4 separate regions of the Homo sapiens genome follow, and all the other regions are linked to region 4. A link is a contact called in ENCODE Hi-C data. All regions are on one chromosome and are shown on one strand. Each heading gives the region's core, a stretch centred on a gene start or an enhancer-like site at or near the end of the contact. The rest is flanking DNA. Distances are from core to core; before and after follow the strand shown. Region 1 holds the start of LRIG1 (leucine rich repeats and immunoglobulin like domains 1). Region 2 holds the start of ARL6IP5 (ARF like GTPase 6 interacting protein 5). Region 3 holds the start of SLC25A26 (solute carrier family 25 member 26). Region 4 holds the start of LINC02018 (long intergenic non-protein coding RNA 2018).

Region 1 (5,097 bases), core at 2,026-4,525, 8.9 Mb before region 4:
GTCCTCTGCTATCTCAAACCCACAGCCTGAAGTTGTTTGAACTAGCTGCAGTAAATCCAGTTCATGGGTTTATAAACTAGCTCAAAGCATTTTCTAGACACCGTGGGCTTAGAGCGTGTAAACTTGGTGAAACTACAAGATATTTCATTATATCATATACAGACACTTTCTCCCCTAAAGTCTTGCTGAATCTTAGCCAGGAATACAAACCATATAAATACTCTTATGGAAATTCCAGAATAAGACTCACGGAGACTAATGATTTAAATTCAGAAGTCTGAAGTCTAGAAAAAAAGAACACATTTGCTTGATTTGTCCTTAATCAGAAATAAGAAAACTTCACAAATATTTTTCAAAGGATAGCCATTTTGCACTGCATACTGTGTTGCTACATACTAACCAGAAATCATGCTGCTCATATCTTAAAATCGAATCAGTCAACACCATAATCAGTATACTAAAGTCTACTGATGCTCAAAATACCCACTTTGGTATTTCTCGATCATCAAATGTGTGAGTAAAAGAGAAGGACTTCAATTTTGAAGGTATTTATGCCATGTGAAATGTCACTCCTAGGCAACAGAAAGCCTAAAGAAATAACCAGTATGTTTTGCTCCAAAAATTAAAGGGCAAGGCAAAGTGGATCTTGTGACCATAGGAAAGTGCAAATAAGAGGACACCCTGCCCTCTCTGGGAAGTTACTTCTGTGGAACTAAGTGCTTTCCCCACAATGCCACTGACACATGGCATTGGGAGTCACTCTTCCAACAGGTGAACACTTAAGAAGTTAATCTGATTTTGCCCACATGATTCTATTTAAAAAAAAAAAAAAAAACTACCGTATGTAAGGGAAAAATCACAATACCCCAGACTAAATAAGAGACTACCTAAGGACAATACTGGGCTCTATCTCCCAGTACTTCACAAAAGCTCTGCCTCCACCCTACGACCACTGATTTTCACTAACTCAGTAAATTCCACAGAAGAAGTAGATATTGAAAACCTAACTGTAACTAAAGGGTTCCTGGTTGTCTTCAGAACTCTGTAGTACTTGTTCATGGAGCAGTGTCTCGGGCCAAGTTAAAGATTCGTGCCCCATTTTGAGAGGTACAGGATCTTTACATTTAAAAGGAATTAACTTTTCTTCCCTTCACGGTAGTCAGAACACAGGCCACATTTTCTTCGATCAAGCCACAGGTGCTGGTTACAACTTGTGACACCAGTTTTCTCTTTTTAAAACAGCCATAGTCATGCCTAAGGTTACTGCTGTGCCTTTCCTATGTTCTAGGAAAAATGTCCAATTATTCAACCGAAATGCGGACTATTTAAGCTAGGCCTTTTCTGGAAAGGTACTAATGGTTCTACAGAGATGCTAATTACCCATAACTGAACGGGATTTGACTCATGCACCAGATTTGTTAGAAGTAAAAGAAGACTATTCTATTCTACCATGTTTACACAGAAGTCTAATGCCTTTTTTTTCCTGTCAAATCTCCTGTAAGAAGTGTCCCACTAAGTCCTAATAAGCCCACATCCTGACAGCACAGAAAAGAACCTCTTTCGGGTGAAACAAACAGCTTAAATCAGCCAAGCCCCTGGCACCCTCTCCTGAAGCAGCACTTCTCCAAAACTCATTTGCACCATTTATGGAGGAGAGAGTCTTGAGGGTGGGCCCCACCCCACTGGATCATCAAGCCCAATGGGGCCCCAGGGAACACACAGGAAGGGTCTGGAACACAGTTCCGTAAAATGCCAAACAGGCGTAAAAGGACAAACTCCCAGCACTCACAGGTCGCCAGGAACTGTCAAAGCCCTCTAACTCAGGGGTCCTCGGGGGAAGACTGCCTTCTGCCCCGCACAGAGAGGCAAGTCAGGCCACCACGGTCTTCGGGGATCAGGAGACGGCTACACACACTATCAACTAATAAATAATGTAAACGAAAGACTGGACCCAACAGTCACCTTCATTCATTACCCACTGGAAGACCAAGGAGCTCAGACACCAAATAGTTGGATTACAGGAGAGGAAAAGGAAACGCACCCACATACCCCCACAGACTTCTTCACACTCTTCTCCAGACGTTTCCCACCCACCCACCCGCAAACACACTCAGCTCCAGACTCCCACTCACTCACCCCCAGATGGCCCGCACGACGCGTGCTGGCTAACCCCCAAATCTCTACGACCCACGCTCGCTCGTCTCCAGACCCCACGAGGCACGCTCTTCTTCTCCAGGCTCTCTCGCACGCCTACTCCCCCGGACCTCCACGCAGAATCTCCCTTCCGCCACTCCAACCTGACAGTCTTCCAACACGCACAAGCACGCACAACTCCACACACACAACCCAGTCCGCACCCCCTCCCTGAGTACGAACCCCCGCCGCTCCATCCCCAAGTGACAGAGCCCCGGGGCGCAGAGAGGGCGGAAAGGGCGGCACTCACAGGCTCCGCGTCCAGGAGGGCAGGTCCCCGGGCAACGCAGCCAGCCCGCGCCCACCGCAGTCCAGCGAGTCCCCAGCGCAAGTGCAGGCGGCCGCGCAGGGCGCCCGCGGGCCGGCCGCGGCGGTCACCGGCTCCAGCCGAAGCAAAAGCAGCCAGAGAAGGAGAAGGCAAGGCGAGCGGCGCGGGGCCCCGAGCCCTCCCCGGACCGGCCGCGCCATCTTGTCTGGAGCGCGCTGCGAACTCCGGGCGCGGGGACTGTGAGGACCCGAACGGCCGCAGACGCGGGCGGGCCCGCGGGGCGCTCCGCTCGGCTCTAGACTCCGCACCGGGGCATGGCCCCCGCCCCAAGTTCTCTCTGCGGCCGCGGCTCCGGCACTCAGCGTGCCCCCGGTGCCCGGGCCGCTCCGGAGCACCCGGCGGGGGCCGCAAACCCCGCGCCCATCCGGGCCGGCCGGCCCGCCCGCGCTAGCTGCGAACTCCGCCGATTCGGGCAAGGTGTACCCAGCCTGCGCTCTTCGTCCGCCCGGGGCACGCCGAGTGCCGCTACCGACACCGGCCGAGGGCAGTGCTGCCGCTGCGCCTGGAAGACAGGCGTTCAGCCCCGCAGCCCGAGCTCGGTGCCGGCAGGCATCTTCCTCTGGGCTCGGAGCGCAAAGCCGTAGACCTCGGGCTGGACGGCGCGGCCGGCCCCGCGCTGGGAGGCCCCAGTGCGCCTCGCTGTCCCCACGCCGCGGCCAGAGAGCGCGCGCGCGCGCGCAGCCTCGGGTTCCGCACGGCTCCTCCGCGCAGCAAGAGTCCCGCCGACCTCGCAGCCGAACAATCAGCCGCTTGCTGTTCGCCTCCCCGCGGCCCAGCCCCGGCCGGTCCCCCAAGCCCCGCCCCCGGCCGCTCGCCCGCACACACCCCCTAGGCTCCGCGCTCCGCGGCCGCCTGCTGGCCCACGTTGGATGCTTTGCAACAGCGCCCCGCCACGCCTCCCCGCCTGCTGCTCATTGGCTGCCGGAGTCCACCGTGGCCAGCCTCGAGGGCCATTGGAGCGCTCGCTGTGATCCCGCCCCTCCCGCTTCACCGGCTACCCCGCCCCCACACTCTTTTCCCACCCAAGGTGTGAAGGGCGGGAGACTGGGAGGAGAAAGGGAGGGACGGCCCCCGCCTCTTAAAGGAGACACGCAGGTTGTTGTTGGAGAACGGGAACGCGGGCTGGGGAAAGGAGGCGTGAAGATACGCCCTCTGCGTCAAGAAGGGGAGAGAAAGTTAAGAGGGTAAAACGCCCCCGTTTTGGGGCTGTCTGGCCCCAAGGCTTTTTACGTCCTCCTCAGGCTGCAAGCAGGACTGCAGATTAGAAGCAAACCCGCGTCCGTTTTCCAGGTTCCTTCCAAAAGCGAAGACACAGGTTTAAAACTTAACACATTTCTTCCTGACTGGGACATCCTTGGTTATTTCATTAGGCGTGGTCCCCTTCCTCCTCGAGCAGCCTGGAGCATCTGCTCCTGACTTGTTCTTCACGTCCTAAATCCAGCAATATGTCCTTGATTACTAAAATGAATGTGTGCTGCAGAAACCTAGTCTCAAAGGTGCACCCTCGGCCAGGAGTGGTGGCTCACGCCTGTAATCCCAGCAGTTTGGCAGGCCAAGGCGGGCGGATCACCTGAGGTCAGGAATTCGAGACCAGCCTGGCCAACATGGTAAAACCCCGTCTGTACTAAAAATGAAAAATAAAAAAATTAGCCAGGTGTGGTGGTGCACACCTGTAATACCAGCTACGGGAGGCTGGGACAGGAGAGCTGCTTGAACCCCGGAGGCGGAGGCTGCAATGAGCAGAGACTTGTCACTGAATTGTCACTGAATTCCAGCCTGGGTGACAGAGCGAAACTCCGTCTCAAAAAAAAAAAAAAGTGCACTCTCCTTCCCAGCTAGTGAGTTGAAGGGTACTTCTAGAAATGCTGCAGCCTTTGATAAAGGGGTTGCTTTGTTGTTGTCATTGGGTTTTTGTTTTAATCAGAGTCTTTTTAAGATAATTTTCAAGAAGCCATTGTGTATTCGTAAGAGACAGAGTTAAAGGAGAAATAATAGTTAACAAAGCTTCTAACTTTTGCTCTTAAAGATCAGACCATAGTAGTAGTGTGTTACGATAGTACGTGGTAACATTAAGCAGACATACACACATTGAGAAAAAAAGAAAAAGATTACCACTGTAACATATAGCTGCCCTCTGGGCGTTTTGGTTTGCTAGTGTCTCATATCCCTTCCCAAGAGTATGCAAATTACTAACATAACTGCGCACATTGTCAGGAAGATTAAGCAGGTCAAGTCTGTTGAAAAACATTTGCTCCAGAACATTAAATCTGAGTTGTGTTTTATGGAAGTGGGGTGGGGTGGGAGGTAAAGAGGAGAAGTTGAACCTTAGGGAAAAAAGGCAAAAAAAAAAAAAAAATTAAAGGGTTTATTCCATTTTCGACACAATCTAAGAGGTTTGCTTTAATTGAGATGCACTAAATGTGTTAAACTTTCCCTCAGCCATAAGATCACCTCTTTTCTTTAGCCAAAATGTGATCTTCCTATCCCTTCCTCCCCTTTTTCCTTCTTCCCCTTCTGAATTCATTGCGCCTCATTTTTTTCTTGTTTAATTTTGCATGATCTCAGCAGTGATGCCC
Region 2 (5,166 bases), core at 2,667-5,166, 6.4 Mb before region 4:
AACACCCATAATCCTATCACCTAAAGATAAATTGTGATAAAAGTTTCAATTATTTTCTTCTAGAGTCAGAAATACAAATATACACTGTGAATCTGGATGGCTGGATAGAGGGAAATGATCATGTTCAAAAATGTATGTATATACACGTACACACACATCTCCTTCTATGGAGTGGGACAAGAATGATATTTGGAATCAAAAGTAACTGATTTTAAATTCTTCTCAGTTGTGAGCTACGAAACCCTTAGACACTTCTATTTCTTCATTTATAAAGTGGGCATAACACTATTCACCTTGTAAGACTGATAATTAAGTAAAATCCAGAGTGGCTCTCAAAATACAGTTCCTGATCAACATCACTTGGGAAGTTTTTTTTAACACAAATTTTCACCCCTCACCGCCCCCACCACGCTCCCCACCGCCCCCCCGCCACCCCACCCTTCAGCCTTCTGCAAAGCCTGGGGTGATTCTCCACTGGTAAAGTTTGAGGGCCACTGAAATGGAGTACATAAAGCCTGATGGGTACTCAGTAAATGTAGCTGCTGTTACTACACTGTGATATTTAACCTCCTCTTGTCCTAGTTTTCAGTGAACCTTAAGGAAAGCTTGTCCTTTATGGTCCCCCAATTAGGTTCAGTTCAATAGCATTCACTGAGCTGAAAGTCAATGCCAGGCAGTGAGCGTGGGAATAGAGTTCACAGTCCCTATCAAGAGATACCAGCCTCCTTCTGCATCACATGTCTCAGCGTCAACTATGAAACTACTTTTTCTTGCCCAGACAACTCCACAGATGGTTTCACTGAGGATTTAACCTCAGTGCTTATCAAAATGGGCTCCTGTAGCCTGAACCCCCAACAATACTGGATACCCTTTGATTAGTGGTAGTGAGCATTGCAACCCTCTCAGATAGTGAAAAGCAGCAGTCACCTTAAAGGCCACCTAGTCCAGTCTCACCCATTTCACAGGGGAGGAAACTGAGGCCTAGGGATAGAGTACAGCTAGCCGATGAAGAAGTCTGCAAAGGTATCTGGCCCTGCATCTGCTTGCTTTGAGACTAACAGCCTGACTCACCATGGTGGTATTTTGATAAACGACACCAGGCACTCTCACTGGCTTAGATTGATTGACGGATTAGAAATAGCCATCTGCCCTTGCCAGGAATGAAAGCAACAGAGACATGCAAGCAAAACCTTCAACAGATTTATTTTACTTCAAATGGAACATATCATAAACAATTAGACTATCTGCTATGGTTTTTAAACAGACAGATAGTCTGAATGGTCCTATCTAGACACACCAGTCCCATTATAAAAGCCCCATCAAGCAGGGCTCGGCTTCCCACACCTGTAGTCCCGGCTACTTGGGAGGCTGAGGTGGGAGGACTGTTTGAGCCCAGGAGTTTAAAACCAGCCTGGGCAACATAGTGAGACCCTGTCTCTAAAAATAATAATAAATTAAAGCTCCAGAAAGACCTCTACAGTGAATCTGACCCCTCCCTCCCCGGAATGAACACTAACAAAGAGCTGCTACTAATAGCATTTCAAACAGTTACTGGAAAAAAGTAATGACTCATTACATGTTCATTTTTATTTAAAATAATTTAACAAAGGTAGAAATATTTAGAGAAAAAAAAAATCTCCCATACCCCAAAGAGAGAGACAGGGTTAACATTTTGGGAGGGAGACAGAAGGGAATCATGCTATAAACAGCTTTCTCTGTCTTTTCAGAATTTATTTATTTATGTTTAAACCTCTAAAGAGGTTTAATTCTTTCTTGGGTATCAATTGCCTGTGATCAAGGAGTAATCATATTGTTACTAATACACTCTTGACAGCTTTTGGTCATGCAGTTCTGAGCAGTTGGAAGATAAAGTTCTTAGTTACAGCTTCTAATACTCATAAATCTCACCAACAGTGTGGGGCCCCACTGGAGTTCCCACTCTCATCTTGACCAAGATGATTTACTCAGCTTGCCCACAGTGCTGCCTCTTGACATTCTGAAGCCCTGGGGAATTCCTCCACACCCTCTGACTTCCTGTAACTGAGCACTGAGGCTCAGTGCATCTCTATTTAGCACTCCTCTTACTGTCTCATATTTAACTAGTGTTTCCACTGGATTGCAGAAGTTTTGAAGGCAGAGCAGGATTACATTTTTCTCCTCTTTAAAAAAAAAAAGAAAAGAAAAGAAAAAAAACCCACAGTGCTTTCACAGAGCCTCAAAAGAACTCGAAATACTTGCTGGCATTGTACTGAATATTCTCAACCTTTTCCCCCTACCCAGATACATCCACAACAATAAAGTTGGAGCAAGGTAGAGAAAAGTTAGTAGATGTTTATAATGAAAGCATAGAAAACAAATCAGATTAAAGCACTATTAATAGCAAACAAGAATCGTGGGCTATCCTATTGCTAATAACAATAATAGTAACATATAACTGTGAACCTTTATTATACACTAAGCATTTCCTATACATTCCTTCACTTAGCCTCGTCTATATGGCAGATGTTCCATTATCCCCACTTTACACATGAAGACACCGAGGCTGGGAGAGATTAAGTAGTTTCTCCAAAGTCACCTGCCAGAGAGGAAGGAGCTGCGACTCTAATTTTGCTTTCTCTGACTTCACACCATCCCATTTTTCCAGAATCAAGAAAACATGAGCACTCAGGAATATTTTCACATTTTAAACTTTATTCAAAAAGCAGCACATAAGATATATCTTAGCACTAATTCCATGCAATCACCAAATTTTCCTAAACAACAGTAGTAGTAGTAATTTCTTAGAGTCGCTGTAAGCTCCTTAACTGTCTTCTGAATTAATAAGGAAAATTAAATTATGTTTTCTAGACTTTGCATTAGTATATTTCATTACTTTCCAAGTTTTCAAAAATTGGTGATCTGAGTAGAGTGAATTCACCTTGTCTAAGCCACTTAGGGGCTTAGAGACTCTGTTATCTTAGAAATCTTCACCTTAGAATTCTACCTATTACATTATACAATTAAACAAACTACTTTTTTTCTCATGCATTGTACCAATCAGCCCCTTAACTGAAAAAAGATGACCCTTGGAAGCTTAGAAGAGAATTGACAACGAATACTTCTTTTGCCAGGTCTTTGGGCTGGGATACAAAACATCACGTTATCTATGAATATATTGTGGTCCCTCAGTGAAAGCTGTCACCAAATATTGCAATAAAACTAAGAAAACTTTTGAAGTGGAATGCATATTTCTGCCCAGAAAATGCTGGATGCAGAACAACTAGTTCACTGCAGACAACTGTTTGCTTTAAAATGTAAGCAACATGCCCAGCTCAGGACTGAAGTGGCCAGAGTGCCTACTTTATCAGAATGGCATAGCAGTCCAACAATTTAGCCTAGAGAGAACAGAGGTGGAGAACAAAGAAGAGAAGTGAAAAAAACAGACCAGCCCTTCTGTTCTACATGACCTTCTTTCCCGTTTTGCCAATCTGATTTCACACATAGTGACTCATGGTGAAACAGAGAAAACATGGGAATTGCATTCAGATGTGTAGAGGTTAGTAAGACTTAGTTTTCAAAAGCAGCTCATTCTCCATTAACACTGTAGTCGCCTTCCATTTCATTTCACTTAGATTGGCATCTGCACAGCTGCCAAAATTTTTCTCTAAGTCAGAGAACACACTCCTAGGTAAACCTTCAAAAAAGGTATTTCGAAGGAGGCAGCTTCTCTGCTGCTAGAGAAGGCATTGCCACCTCCCTTCAGACAGGGGATTTCCGCTAGTTGCTTTCTGTCATTTCGTCTCTATTCTGCACTCAGTCCCTTGTTCTGTCTGGAGGTTCCTGTTTTCCTGTACCCAACCAAGAGCCAATGAAGAAGTAAAGAGGAGCAAACACGCCCGCCCACTCCCAATTTCCTTTGCTCTGCTGTCTGCCAACCGCAAAGCCGACCGAGACGGAGCCGCTGTCAACTCTCCAACTCAGCTCAGCTGATCGGTTGCCGCCGCCGCCGCCGCCAGATTCTGGAGGCGAAGAACGCAAAGCTGAGAACATGGACGTTAATATCGCCCCACTCCGCGCCTGGGACGATTTCTTCCCGGGTTCCGATCGCTTTGCCCGGCCGGACTTCAGGGACATTTCCAAATGGAACAACCGCGTAGTGAGCAACCTGCTCTATTACCAGACCAACTACCTGGTGGTGGCTGCCATGATGATTTCCATTGTGGGGTAAGTGGGGTCCCCCTACCCGGGACACCGATCCGGGGCGAGCACGGAGGGGCCTCGGGGTGCAAGATCCCGGGATGTAGAGACGCTCTCTGACCACGCTCAGCGCCTGCCCTGGCAATTCTGCAAGCGGCCAAGCCAGTGGAAACTTGTTTGCAGGGCGAGGCCGCAGTAACCTGGGGCCCCATTTTCTGCACCAAGGGCTGAGACTTGAGGGGGGCCCTAGGGGAAAGAGGACGGGGAAAATTTGCCAGCCGCAGGGAAGAAAAATGAGAGTTCCCCCACCCCCCTGCCCCCGCCCGCGTGCCAGGATCGGGCTCTTGCTGGAAAGATATTTGTAGCGCCCTCGTCTTTTAAAAATAAGAAGAAAAAGGAAAGTGGTGTAACCCTACCCTGGAGCTGGCTGGGGCGGCAGGGTGTGGACCCGGGCTAGTGTAAAAAGGGCAACCAAGTGGCGACGCACTTTGCTGCTTTCTCTGCCTAATGCCTGCCACACTGTACAGTAAAGCTGAGCTTGGGATCAAAAGGGGGGGTGTCTCCTGGTGGCGCATCTCCCATTGTGGGGTAAAGGCTGCCATGACTGTGGGAAGATGGCCTTCTGGCATTTTCTTCCAGCAGTGGCCAGGCGTGGTCACTTTCTCTGTCTTCGCTTCCTAGCCTGAGGTTTCAATGTATCAGAAGGCCTTTTCAATACCTGATACTTAACAAAGTATCCTGTGTTGAGACTGCATGTACACCTGCTTTCCTAGAAACCACCTTTCCTTCTAGTTCACCCTTTAAGAAATGCTTCTCTCGCTTATGCAGGATGGGTGGTGATATTCTCAATCTTGCTGATTATCTCCTACACATCTTTAAAGAAAAAGCCACCCTCAGACTTTATAAAGGACTCACTTGCACTTAAATGTCTGACATTTCTATTTCAGGGCAGACGTAGAGGGAAGAAGCAGCAAGCTGGCTTGGGAGAAA
Region 3 (5,332 bases), core at 73-2,572, 9.2 Mb before region 4:
TGAGAGGTGTATACCATGCTAGGGAGCTGGACTGTCTCCATTGGCAGCAGAGGGGAGTTGTAAGCAGGGAAATAACATTACCATCACCTTTAGAGAGTACTTTCTATGAGCCAGGAACTAGGCTAAGAACTTGAGTGCATTATCTCATTTAATCTATTAATATAATAGTACCGCATGACAAAGTGACTATCATTATCGCCACTTTACAGGGGAGAAAACTTAATCTTGGAAAACTTATCCCCAAACCCAGCAGGTGATAGAATTTGAATTCCATCTAACACCTAAAGCTATTCTGCGTATCATTTCTAGATCATTTTACCTAGAAGAGAATAAGAATAATTATAAGAATAATTCTAGCAGTGTTATAGAATAGGGATTGAAGAAAGGCCAGGCAAGGAGCCTGCTCAGGTTATTATAACGGTTTTGAGGAAAGATGATGAGGGCATTAAGTATATTTTCAGTGCTTGCTCTGCTGTGTTCTCTGTAGCCACATTGAGTCGGTTACTTGTTGGAGCATCAGGAGCCTCTGTAAAATGAGGACACTAGTGTTGCTGACATCATAGGGTTGGTGAAAGGATTAAATGAAAAAATGTCTGTCAATCACTTAGCACCACGTCTGAGATGTAGTTGGCCCTTAATATATACAGAAGTTTACAAGGTATTTGTTTGTTTAATAAAGACAGGTCCACTCCAAGAAATGTTATTAAGTACTTAATAACGTGTGCTTTGAGGTGTACACATGAGTACAACAGCGAACAACATGAGCAGGTAAATAACTGAACAAACAAATAATTTTAAATGCAGTAACTCTGTAAAGAGAAATGGAGGATGCTAATTTTTAACTCCGGTCAGGAAACTTCTGATGTATTTTTCTATATCTTTATTTAATAATCTTCTGATAATGAGTTAATTTAATATAAACTCAGATAAAATTTTTTGACAAAACTAAGAGATAAACCAAAATGAAATATCCGATTAGGATCCCGAATCGCGCCTCCCGAGGTTAGTACTACCCCTCACGACTCCTCCCTCCGCCACAGCCACGCCTCTTCTGGGTTTACAGTTCAGAATCACGCCGGCCTCATTCTACCGCTGCTCTCTCCTGGATCTCGGCCACGGATCTTTTGCTCGCGAAAGTTCCTCCGTCTAGCTGCACACAACGCTGCTGCAGGAAACCGAGGTAAGGGATTTGCCGAGACTTAGCTCCACCACACTCCCCGAGGCCCCGCCCCTCCTCTCTGGCCCTCCCCTAGGCCCAGGTGTCTCGCGTTGCACGTGCAGTTGTTGTGGTTCTACGTCACGTGGTCCCGGAAGTTCAAGACAGACCCGCCTCAAACATGGCGGCGCCCAGCGCGCGAGGACGTGATCCGCTTCTGCTCCGGCTTGGATTGTAGCCTTGACGAGGTCTGAGCGACCATGGACCGGCCGGGGTTCGTGGCAGCGCTGGTGGTGAGTGCGGGGCGGTGGGGTGGGTTGCTCAGAGTGCCGGCGTCCGGCATTGGAGCCCGCGGGCGTTCTCTGCACTGGTTTTCTTCCGGTTTTGCGGGCTGGACTGTCCTCGGGTTACTGGCAGCCAGGTCTGAGAGGGAGCACGAGGCTCCCAGGCCACCGGCGGGCCAGGTGTTAAGGCTATGTCTGTACTGCCAGGTCATAAGAGCCAGGTGGGGGAAGGAAGGTGAGTCATTGTCTTTTGCACCCTCATTTACTTAAAAAAGAGCTTCTATTATACACTGTTAACTACTCTTTCATTAAATAGTGTAACTACTCTAGAGATCTTGGGAATTAAAGAAATGTATGTAACACAACAACAAAAACCTTACTCACATCGCTCCCAGCCCTTCTATTCAATACTACGTTTCTCATTTTGCTGCATCTCTTTTCAGTCTTAGAAAATGACATGTCCTTCTGTTCATTCAATACATAATCTGCTATTTCTGCTCCAAGCCTAGGCTTTGGAGAAATATTGGTGAGCACACATAGCTCATCGGGAACGCTGCGGAGTCAATAAACAGGCTTAGTATTTAATTCCGTAGCAGAAAACTACGAGAATCAACATGAATTAACAGAAAAAAAAGTCCTTTACCAAATATTTTGGAGCGTCTGGTAGAGGATACTAGATACAGCAGTTAACAAAACAGAGTTTGGCTGCCTACGTTTTCATTGTGTGGAATGGGCAGAGACAGACAAATAATTTTTAAAATGATTTTCATAGGGAAAATGGAGGCCCACAGTGATTTAGTCACTTAATTATCGAATTTTGGTGTTGCAGGTGTTGAGGATAACATGGTGAACAAGATAGACCTGCTCCTAAGGGTCAGGTGTTAGAGACAAAATAGTAAAATGACTGTTGGGATAAATAACAGGTGGGCTAGGTTCAGGGTGTTAGGGGAATATATGGAAGTAGGGATGTCTTAGCCAGACTTGTAGGATGATAGCTTTAAATCTAGATTTGTTGAAACTTGTATAAGGTAGGTCTTAGAAATATAAAGAAATAATGTTACTGATTTTTTTTTTTTTTTTTGAGAAGGAGTCTCACTCTTCGCCCAGGCTGGAGTGTGGTGGCGCCATCTCGGCTCACTGCAGGCTCCACCTCTCGGGTTCACGCCATTCTCCTGCCTCAGCCTCCCGAGTAGCTGGGACTGCAGGTGCCCGCCACTACGCCCAGCTAATTTTTTGGGTTTTTAGTGGAGACGGGGTTTCACCGTGTTAGCCAGGATGGTCTCGATCTCCTGACCTCGTGATCCCGCCCGCCTCGGCCTCCCAAAGTGCTGGGACTACAGGCGTGAGCCACGGCGCCTGGCCAATGTTACCGCTTTTAAGGAGCTTTCCTGTCTAGCTGGTGACACAGCAGCAGTAGTTTGTCAGCTAACATTCCTGTGCCAGGAACTGGGGTAAGCTCTTTACATACATTATCCCATTTAATTCTCACAATAATTGAACTCTTATCCTAATTTTCCAAATGAGGGAAGTGGGATACCAAGAGATTAGATAACTAGTTCAAAATCACACAAGTGAGATCCATTTCGTCTGTGTAAGTATTGGAGCTCATATTCCAACCCAGGTGATGTCACCTGGGAGTCGTGCCCTTATCTGCTTCTTGATACTCTCCGAAGTCAGCAAAGGTTGCAATTGCTAAAACACAGGTGAGTGCTGCAGTTAACAAAAGAATGGATTTAGTATATACTTAATTAAAGTATGATACACATGCAGTAAAGTATACTTTTTTCCCAATGTATTTATAGAGGGTAAAATTAGAATCAATAGGTGGAAGTTTCAAGAAACTAGATTTCATTCCAGGTAAAGGAAAAACATTTTATTTATGCATTCAGCACACAATTTTTCTTCCATCTATTCTGCCCACTGGGTATTGTGGTAGGCTTTGTAGATACAGTGGCAGATAACCCCATTTCAAGTAGGGAAGAAAGGCCAGCAGATAAAACAGTTGCAATGAATAAGTGCTATGAAAGAAATGAACTGAAGATGCGACAGAGTAGGCAAATATTGGTGAACCTCTTAGATGGAGTGACCAAGGAAAGCCACGAAGTGGTAACATTTCAGCTAAGACCTAAAAGATAGGAAGGGGCTTGAATTTTTGATGATCAGAGTGGGAGGTTCAGTCATGGGGAATGGCTCAAGTGGAAAGAGCTTAGAGTTTTCAAGTGGTGAGGCCTAATGGGTAAGGATAGCATGGCAGGGGTTGGTATGGGAGGGGTAGGCAAAGCCAGCTGAGGTGGGGCTTTATGGGCTAGGGAAAATAATTTGGATTTCATTTGTAGTGTAATGGAAGCCATTGAAATGTTTTATTATCAGAGTAGTACGGAAATGGAGTGGCTACTTTTTAATGTCTTGGAGTGCGTTTGAGACACAGTGAACACTCCTGAGGGAGTTTGGTTTTGCTTACTACTCTTTTACCAGTACCTGGCACTAGGTAAGCACTCAGTACTACTTTGAATGAAAAGCCTAGATGATTGCTGAAGTCTTGAAACTTGGATTTGAAGAATTAAATGAGGTAACATTAAACACACAGAGCAGAGCCTGGCAAGTAGCAGACATTGAAATGCTCCCTTCCTAAAGCTTCATGAAGAGGATTGAATAAGTGGAGAGCCTCTGGGATGTTAGTTATCATTTGGAGCACAGAGTGGGGTATCCAGAAACAAAATCCTCAAAGAGTACATTGATCAGTGCATACTTTTAGGAAAGCAACTGGAACTATGTATTAGCAACCTAAAGATATTTATATAAATAACATTTAACTCAGTGAAGACAGTAAGAAGCTGCTAAAACATGGGACAGAGGGGAAGAATTAGACAAACAATGGGAAACCCATTTCTTGGACTAGTCTGCAGCCATAAAAAATAGTGCTTGTGAAGAGAATGTACTATAATTACATGGAAAATGCTTATGAGATAAAATTAAGAGAAAAACATTGCATGTATGTATATTTGCTTGTACCTAATTAAAGCTATGTTAAAACCTATTCCATTCATGGGGAAAAAAAGCCAGATTGAAATACTCCAAAATAGCACTAAGTATTTTTGGTGGTAGGATTACATCGTGTTAGTCTGTTCTCATGCTGCTAACAAAGATACCTGAGACTGGGTAATTTATAAAGGAAAGAGTCTTAATTGACTTACAGTTCCATTTGGCTGGGGAGGCCTCACAGTTGTGTGGAAGGCAAAGGAAGAGCAAGTCATGTCTTACATAGTGGCAGACAAGAGAGCATGTGCTGCAGGGGAACTCCCCTTTATAAAACCATCAGATCCTGTGAGACTTACTCACTATTACCAGAAGAGCAAGGGAAAGACCTGCCCCCATGATTCAGTTACCTTCTACCAGGTCCCTCCCACAACACATTGGAATTATGAGAGTTACAATTCAAGATGAGATTTGGGTGGGGACACAGAGCCAAACCATATCATTCCACCCCTGGCCTCTCCCAAATCTCCTATCCTCACATTTCAAAACCAATCATGCCTTCTCAACAGTCCCCAAAGTCTTAACTCATTTTAGCATTAATTCAAAAGTCCACAGTCCAAAGTCTTATCTGAGACAAAGCAAGTCCCTTCTGCCTATGAGCCTGTAAAATGAAAAGCAAGTTAATTACTTCCTAGATACAATGGGGTTACAGGTATTGGGTAAATACACCCATTGCAAATGGGAGAGATTGGCCAAAATGAAGGGGCTGTAGGCCCCATGCAAGTCTGAAATCCAACAGGGTAGTCACATCTTAAAGCTCTGAAATCATCTCCTTTGACTCCATGTCTTACATCCAGGTCACGCTGCTGTAAGAGGTGGGTTCCCATGGTGGCTTTGTGGGATACAGCTCCCCTCC
Region 4 (5,134 bases), core at 1,870-4,369:
TGTATGGAAAACATATTCTTCTGGTGTACTTCTTTCTGGGAGGGAGTCTATTGCTTTGTCTTTTCAGAAGGGCTCATGGCCCTTCGAAGGTGAAGACCCAGGATGCAGGGTGATCTGCACTTGGCCCTCAAGGCCAAGGTCAGCCTCTAGCTGGGCCGGGTGGTGATCCTGGCTCTCACCTGCATGCAGATGCACTTGAGTCCAAACCCCACCCTGGGCAAAGCAAGGGCCCATTTAGGTCTAGAAGAGACAGGAGTGGGCAGGACAGGCCTCATGAATGCAAAAAAGAAAGTCTCTGAGCATCTACCAAATGCTAGAAGCTGTTTTGTACCTGTCATCTCTGTTTTTGCTGTGGATGGTTTAAAAAACATTCGCTAGATTTCACCCCTCTTGCAGATTTTTGTATATTCTGATGTCTTTGTCTAAGTCTTAGATAGACAACGAAAGTGCAGGAGCTGTCGGAGGTGCTGACACCCACCTGCAGTGCTGACTCAATGGTTTTGTTCTTTGAACAGGGGTGTTTTTAAAGGGTATAAGCACACCTATGGTTCTTCTCTCAGGTCTTCCGGAGAGATTCAGGAGGCAGGGTCATGAGTCCCAGGGACTCTGGGATTCTTACCTTCTGCAAAATATCCCGCAGCAGCTCAGAATCTGATGAGTCTCTTAACTTTGCTTCTAAGCTCTGTGTGGACGGGAGAGAGAGAAATCTCAAGGGCGCATTCACAGGAACATTAAAACACGCAATAGAATGTGTTGGCAAAGCGCTATGTGATCCCTCCCTGGGGACGTGGAGCCAGTTGGAAGTGGAAGCCACAGTGGCTGAAAGCCTGACCTTCAGATGTCGCTGGGTGCAATTGGATGAGTCACAGGAAGAAGACTGACTCTTGGCCGCATTAGTCATGGCTACTTAGCGGCCACCCGGGTCATGGGCCAGCTCCCTGGTTGCACTGGTCAGCCAGGAATTACCAGGGCAGCCATGGCAACAAGGTTTGATGGGCTTGCCATCTGAGTTTAAGTAGAAATGCAGAATGTGCTCATACCAGCCTGGGTTACATTGTCCTCTTACAGGGGCCTCAAGCCCAGCAGCAAGCTTTGGCTCCTGAGTTAGGCAAACTGTCTCGGCTGGTATGTGACCCACGGCAAGGCACTTCATTGCTTCAGAGCTCCTTCCATGCCATAAAAGGCCCTACAAGACCTGGTCCTAATCCCTCTCTCTGGCCTGTTCTCCCTCACCCCTGGCCCACCCTGCTCACTCCACTCCAGCCACACTGGCTGCCTTGCTGTTTTTCCTCAACCATAGCTGGCTTGTTTCCACCACAGGGCCTTTGCATATCCTGTTCCCCAAGCCCTTCCCATGGCTGGCTGCCTCACCACTCAGGCCCCAGTTCAAATACCACCTCTTTGGGGAAGGCTTCCCTGATTCCCCGACCTTGGTGACTCTTCTCCCCAGTTGCTCCATTCACCATTTCCCTGTTTTATTGGCTTTAAAGCCACTCTCATCTGGTCTTTTCTTGTTTATTCATTTATTTGTTTATTCTCTGGCTCTCCCATGCAAGCAGAGCCTCATCTATCATGGGTACTGCTGATCCATGGTGCCTGGCTCATGGAAGGCATTTATTAAACATTTTGTGACTGAATAAAAACACCAGCTAACACCGACATGCATTTACCATGAGCCAGGCACTGATCCACAGGCTTTTGTACTCAACGCTGACAACAACCCTAAGAGGTAGGTATCATTATATCCCCCATTTTATTAATAAGAAAACAATAGCACAGAGAGATGCAGTCACTTGCCCAAGGTCACACAGGGCCAGGGGTTGGGCCAGGATTCGAAGCAGGCAGGCTGTCTCCTGGGTCTGAACTCTCAACTACTTCACCCTAATCAAACAATCTCTCTGGTCAAAAGTGAGTGATAATAATAGTACCCACCTCGTCAGTGTTGAGGGTGAGCCGAAGTTAGCATTCAGTGTGGGCATGTGAACAACTATAGTCAATATTGAATGGAGACCTATGATGCTTTTATGAAGGTTTCTATTTTGGGTTAAAAATGCACAAATTTCTCCTGACTAAAATTGATCTCTGAGTGCTAAATATTTTATGTCAATGGAATAACGCAAATGATTAAGCAACACCCCATAAAATGGGGCAGACCCAGGGAGGAATATATATCCGAACTGACTCATCCCAGTGAGCTCACTGCACATGAATTACAAATGGAGAGGGGTGCATTAAGCCCCTCTGCTGGCAGAAGGGAGGCTGCTGCCTGCCAGGCGCCTGTGCTGAGAATGGCAGGTCCCCAGGGAGAGGAGAGGCCACCCCCTTCTCTGTCTCTTCCATCACAGGCGTGAAAGCCTCAGCGCATGATCCGATTCTGTGCAGTGCTCGACATACAGATGAGAACACTGAGGCACGAGGGACAGCCTGTGACCTGGTCACCGTGCTCAGGATGAAGTGGTTACCCGCGGGCCTGAGGGCGCTGACTTTTTAGAATGGGCGAGGGCAGCTGTGTCCCAGTGACCAGAACGATTACTACCTTTAAAAAGTCGTGAAAATGATCGTGAACTGTACCCCACACCGAGCACGCGTCTGCCCCCCCAAGGCGGTGGAGACGCCCTCATCTTCCGCCGCCAGCTCGCGGGGCAGGAGGGGTGCGAGCGACTCTGGCCAGGCCCCAGGGACGGGGACCGGGTCTCGCGGCCCTGACCGGGGAGAGCCCAGGAACTCACGTGGCAGGAGCGCCGGGGGTTTCAGCACGGAGACCCATCCCGTCTGCCCCTGGACTCCCGCGAGCCCCGCGGGCCTCTCCGCTCGCCCGCCGCCCCCCTGCCAGGGGAAGGAGCGCAGCGTGCGCGCCGCCAGGAAGCGGCGCTCGAAACTCTGCAGCAAGAGTTCGGTCCCCGCATTCTCCTCGGGCGCCATGACGTGGGCGGGGCCGCAGCGTTGCCGGGAGACCGGGCGGAAGCCGGGCCTGGACTGAAGAGGGGGTGGGCCCAGGGCAGTGCGCGGCGGCAGAGAGGGGGCGGGGCCTGGGGGTAGGGTCAGGAGGAGCGTCCTGGGGGCGGGCTGTAGGGCGGGGCCAGGATGAGCGTTAGGAGGGCGAGGCCTGGGGTAGGGCCAGGATAAGCGTCGTTGGGGCAGGTCCTGGGTAGAGTCCAGGTTGGCGGGTCCTGGGGCGGAGTCAGGATAGGGCGATCCTGGAAGCTGGGCTTCAGAAGCGTCCAGGTTGGTGGCGTCCTGGAGGCGGTGCCTTGCGTGTGGGCAGGATAAGAGTCCTGGAGGCGAGCATTAGAGCGGGGATAAACGCCATTGGGTTCAGGAGGCGGGACTCAGAGCAGAGCCCAGGAGACAGGTCTTAGGGTGGGGCTAAGGCCAGACCCAGAGAAGGGCTCAGGAGGCGGGGCCGGGGCGGGGGGTTGACTATGTCGTAGCACATGGCCAGGCGGTGCGCGGACTCTGGGAGGCAGAGCTTTGGACGGGCCGACGTGGGGAGGGGCCCAGGGTCCAGGAGGCGGGGCCGAGTCCGGGCTGCCAGCTGCGCTCAGGAGGCGGGCCCTGGGAGGCGGAGCTTAGGGAGGGGCCGGTGTCGGGAGGGACCCAGGGACTGGGAGGCCGGTCGGGGCTGGGCTCAGGGGCCGAGACCTAGCTGGGCTTGGGGCGGGGCCGAGACGGAGCGAGGGATCCAGGGTGTGGGAAACGGGGAGGGGTTTGAGGAGGGGATCGGAATGTGGCTCAAGTTGGGAGGCGTTACCTGCGGAGGGTTTGAGGCACGCCCAGGAGCGAGCCCACGGTCGGCCGACGCGGGGCCAGGGGCGGGCCCCAGGATCCGGAGCTTCGGGCGGGGCCGAGTCTGGGTTTGGGGCCCGGGAGGCGGGGCCAGTTAGGGCGAGGGTCCCTGGGATCGTCGGGTCAGGCCTTGGGCTAACGTAGACACTCTCGCAGTACCTCCGCCTTCAGGAAGGTCTTTTTAGCAGGGGCCTTACAGGTGCACGCTTCGGTCCTGGAGGCCTTATCCTAACCTCTCCATCAGCGCCACCCGTCTGGGGCCCGAAAGGAGGGAGCTTTCCCTCTGTCCTCCAGCCTTTGGACTGTCTCCAAACAAGCCATTCGTTCACCAAATACTTATTAAGCACCTACCATGTGCCTGACAAGGGAGATGTAACGGTGAGAAAGACTAGGTGTGGTCTGGGCCCTCCAGAGGCTCAGGGGCTCGTGGAAGAAGTGGACATTGAAGTACTTATCACACAAATGAGTATAAAAGTACAATAGCGATATCTGCCACAAAGATGAGCAGACAGAGCTAGCGGGGCTTGCAGGAGGAGTTTTGATCTTGCAGGGACAGGAAAGAGGAGTTAGCTCCTGCGGGGTGGGATGGGGGGGTGGTGGTGATATAGACGTGGGGACAGAGTGGAAAACAACAAAAATATAATTATTTTAGTTCAAAGTTATTGTGTCTTGAGTTGAAAGGCAGGGCAGTTAGCAACACAGTTCAGATTTCAGTACTGCCCCCGAAATCTGAACTGTGTTCAAAGTCTAAAACGTTTACCTTAGCAAATTCCTCATAAAACTCCATTTGGAAGAGTCTCGAGAGCTAATTTGTTAAGTATACTTGCAAAAGGTAGATGAGGAGACAGATAAAATCTTATTACCTCTTTCAGATGAGAGGCACTTGAGCCCTGCTCAGCTATGAGAATAAGAGAGGGGAATTAATTCGAATTGAATACACTTGTTCTCTTATAGCTGTTGTTCCCCACCAGAACCAAATGAGCGCAAGATCTGACAAAGAAAAAAAAGGTTCATCTTTTATTCCCCCAAACACTTTCATTTAAATCAAGAGGATGGGATGTGGTTATTGCTGTGTTTTTAGACAGAATCAACGGTTTCTGTGTCTGAGATGTTGCATACACCCTCTCAGTCCCTCTATCCTGAGATGGAGTCACCTGAGGATCCACAGCAAGTCCTAACCAGGGATGGGTCTGGGTGATTAAGGAAGGTTGGCTTCAGAACTGGGCCAGGGGCACTGCTTTGCTTTTGCTGTTTTGATCAGCTCTCTGCCTGCAGGAGACAAGGAAAACCAATGGGAACAGGTTAGCTATACTCATAAATCTTGGGCTTATTTTATTAACTCACATAA

The links. Hi-C counts contacts between places; a loop is a spot of excess contacts on that map. Pooled maps may share reads with other maps.
Region 1: a loop to region 4 is called in a map of CD8-positive, alpha-beta T cell, with 19 times the contacts of the local background. The contact joins the promoter of LRIG1 here to the promoter of LINC02018 in region 4. A Hi-C loop is called at or near these places in 2 of 168 maps with a recorded cell type or tissue (CD8-positive, alpha-beta T cell and naive thymus-derived CD4-positive, alpha-beta T cell) and 4 of 50 pooled maps.
Region 2: a map of CD4-positive, alpha-beta T cell shows a loop between it and region 4 (16-fold over the local background). The contact joins the promoter of ARL6IP5 here to the promoter of LINC02018 in region 4. A Hi-C loop is called at or near these places in 1 of 168 maps with a recorded cell type or tissue (CD4-positive, alpha-beta T cell), 1 of 37 single-sample maps with no recorded cell type and 7 of 50 pooled maps.
Region 3: a loop to region 4 is called in a map of CD8-positive, alpha-beta T cell, with 22 times the contacts of the local background. The contact joins the promoter of SLC25A26 here to the promoter of LINC02018 in region 4. A Hi-C loop is called at or near these places in 3 of 168 maps with a recorded cell type or tissue (CD8-positive, alpha-beta T cell and naive thymus-derived CD4-positive, alpha-beta T cell) and 7 of 50 pooled maps.

What each region holds. Positions count from the first base shown.
Region 1 is chr3:66,497,747-66,502,843 of GRCh38, forward strand. LRIG1 (leucine rich repeats and immunoglobulin like domains 1) reads right to left here and starts at 3,276. Exons shown (of 19, transcript NM_015541.3): 1 at 2,444-3,276. The coding sequence starts at 2,661. RefSeq lists enhancers at 2,372-2,872, 2,873-3,373 and silencers at 2,476-2,685, 2,706-2,785, 2,826-2,965, 2,986-3,645.
Region 2 is chr3:69,081,021-69,086,186 of GRCh38, forward strand. ARL6IP5 (ARF like GTPase 6 interacting protein 5) reads left to right here and starts at 3,917. Exons shown (of 3, transcript NM_006407.4): 1 at 3,917-4,203. The coding sequence starts at 4,028. RefSeq lists enhancers at 1,057-1,116, 1,921-2,080, 3,688-3,997.
Region 3 is chr3:66,219,679-66,225,010 of GRCh38, forward strand. It overlaps SLC25A26 (solute carrier family 25 member 26), which reads left to right and starts at 1,323. Exons shown (of 10, transcript NM_001379210.1): 1 at 1,323-1,449. The coding sequence starts at 1,417. RefSeq lists enhancers at 936-1,095, 1,266-1,325, 1,447-1,946.
Region 4 is chr3:75,432,189-75,437,322 of GRCh38, forward strand. LINC02018 (long intergenic non-protein coding RNA 2018) reads left to right here and starts at 3,120. Exons shown (of 3, transcript NR_151705.1): 1 at 3,120-3,225. It also overlaps the pseudogene FAM86DP. RefSeq lists enhancers at 690-984, 2,384-2,443, 3,154-3,333 and silencers at 2,674-3,083, 3,404-3,833.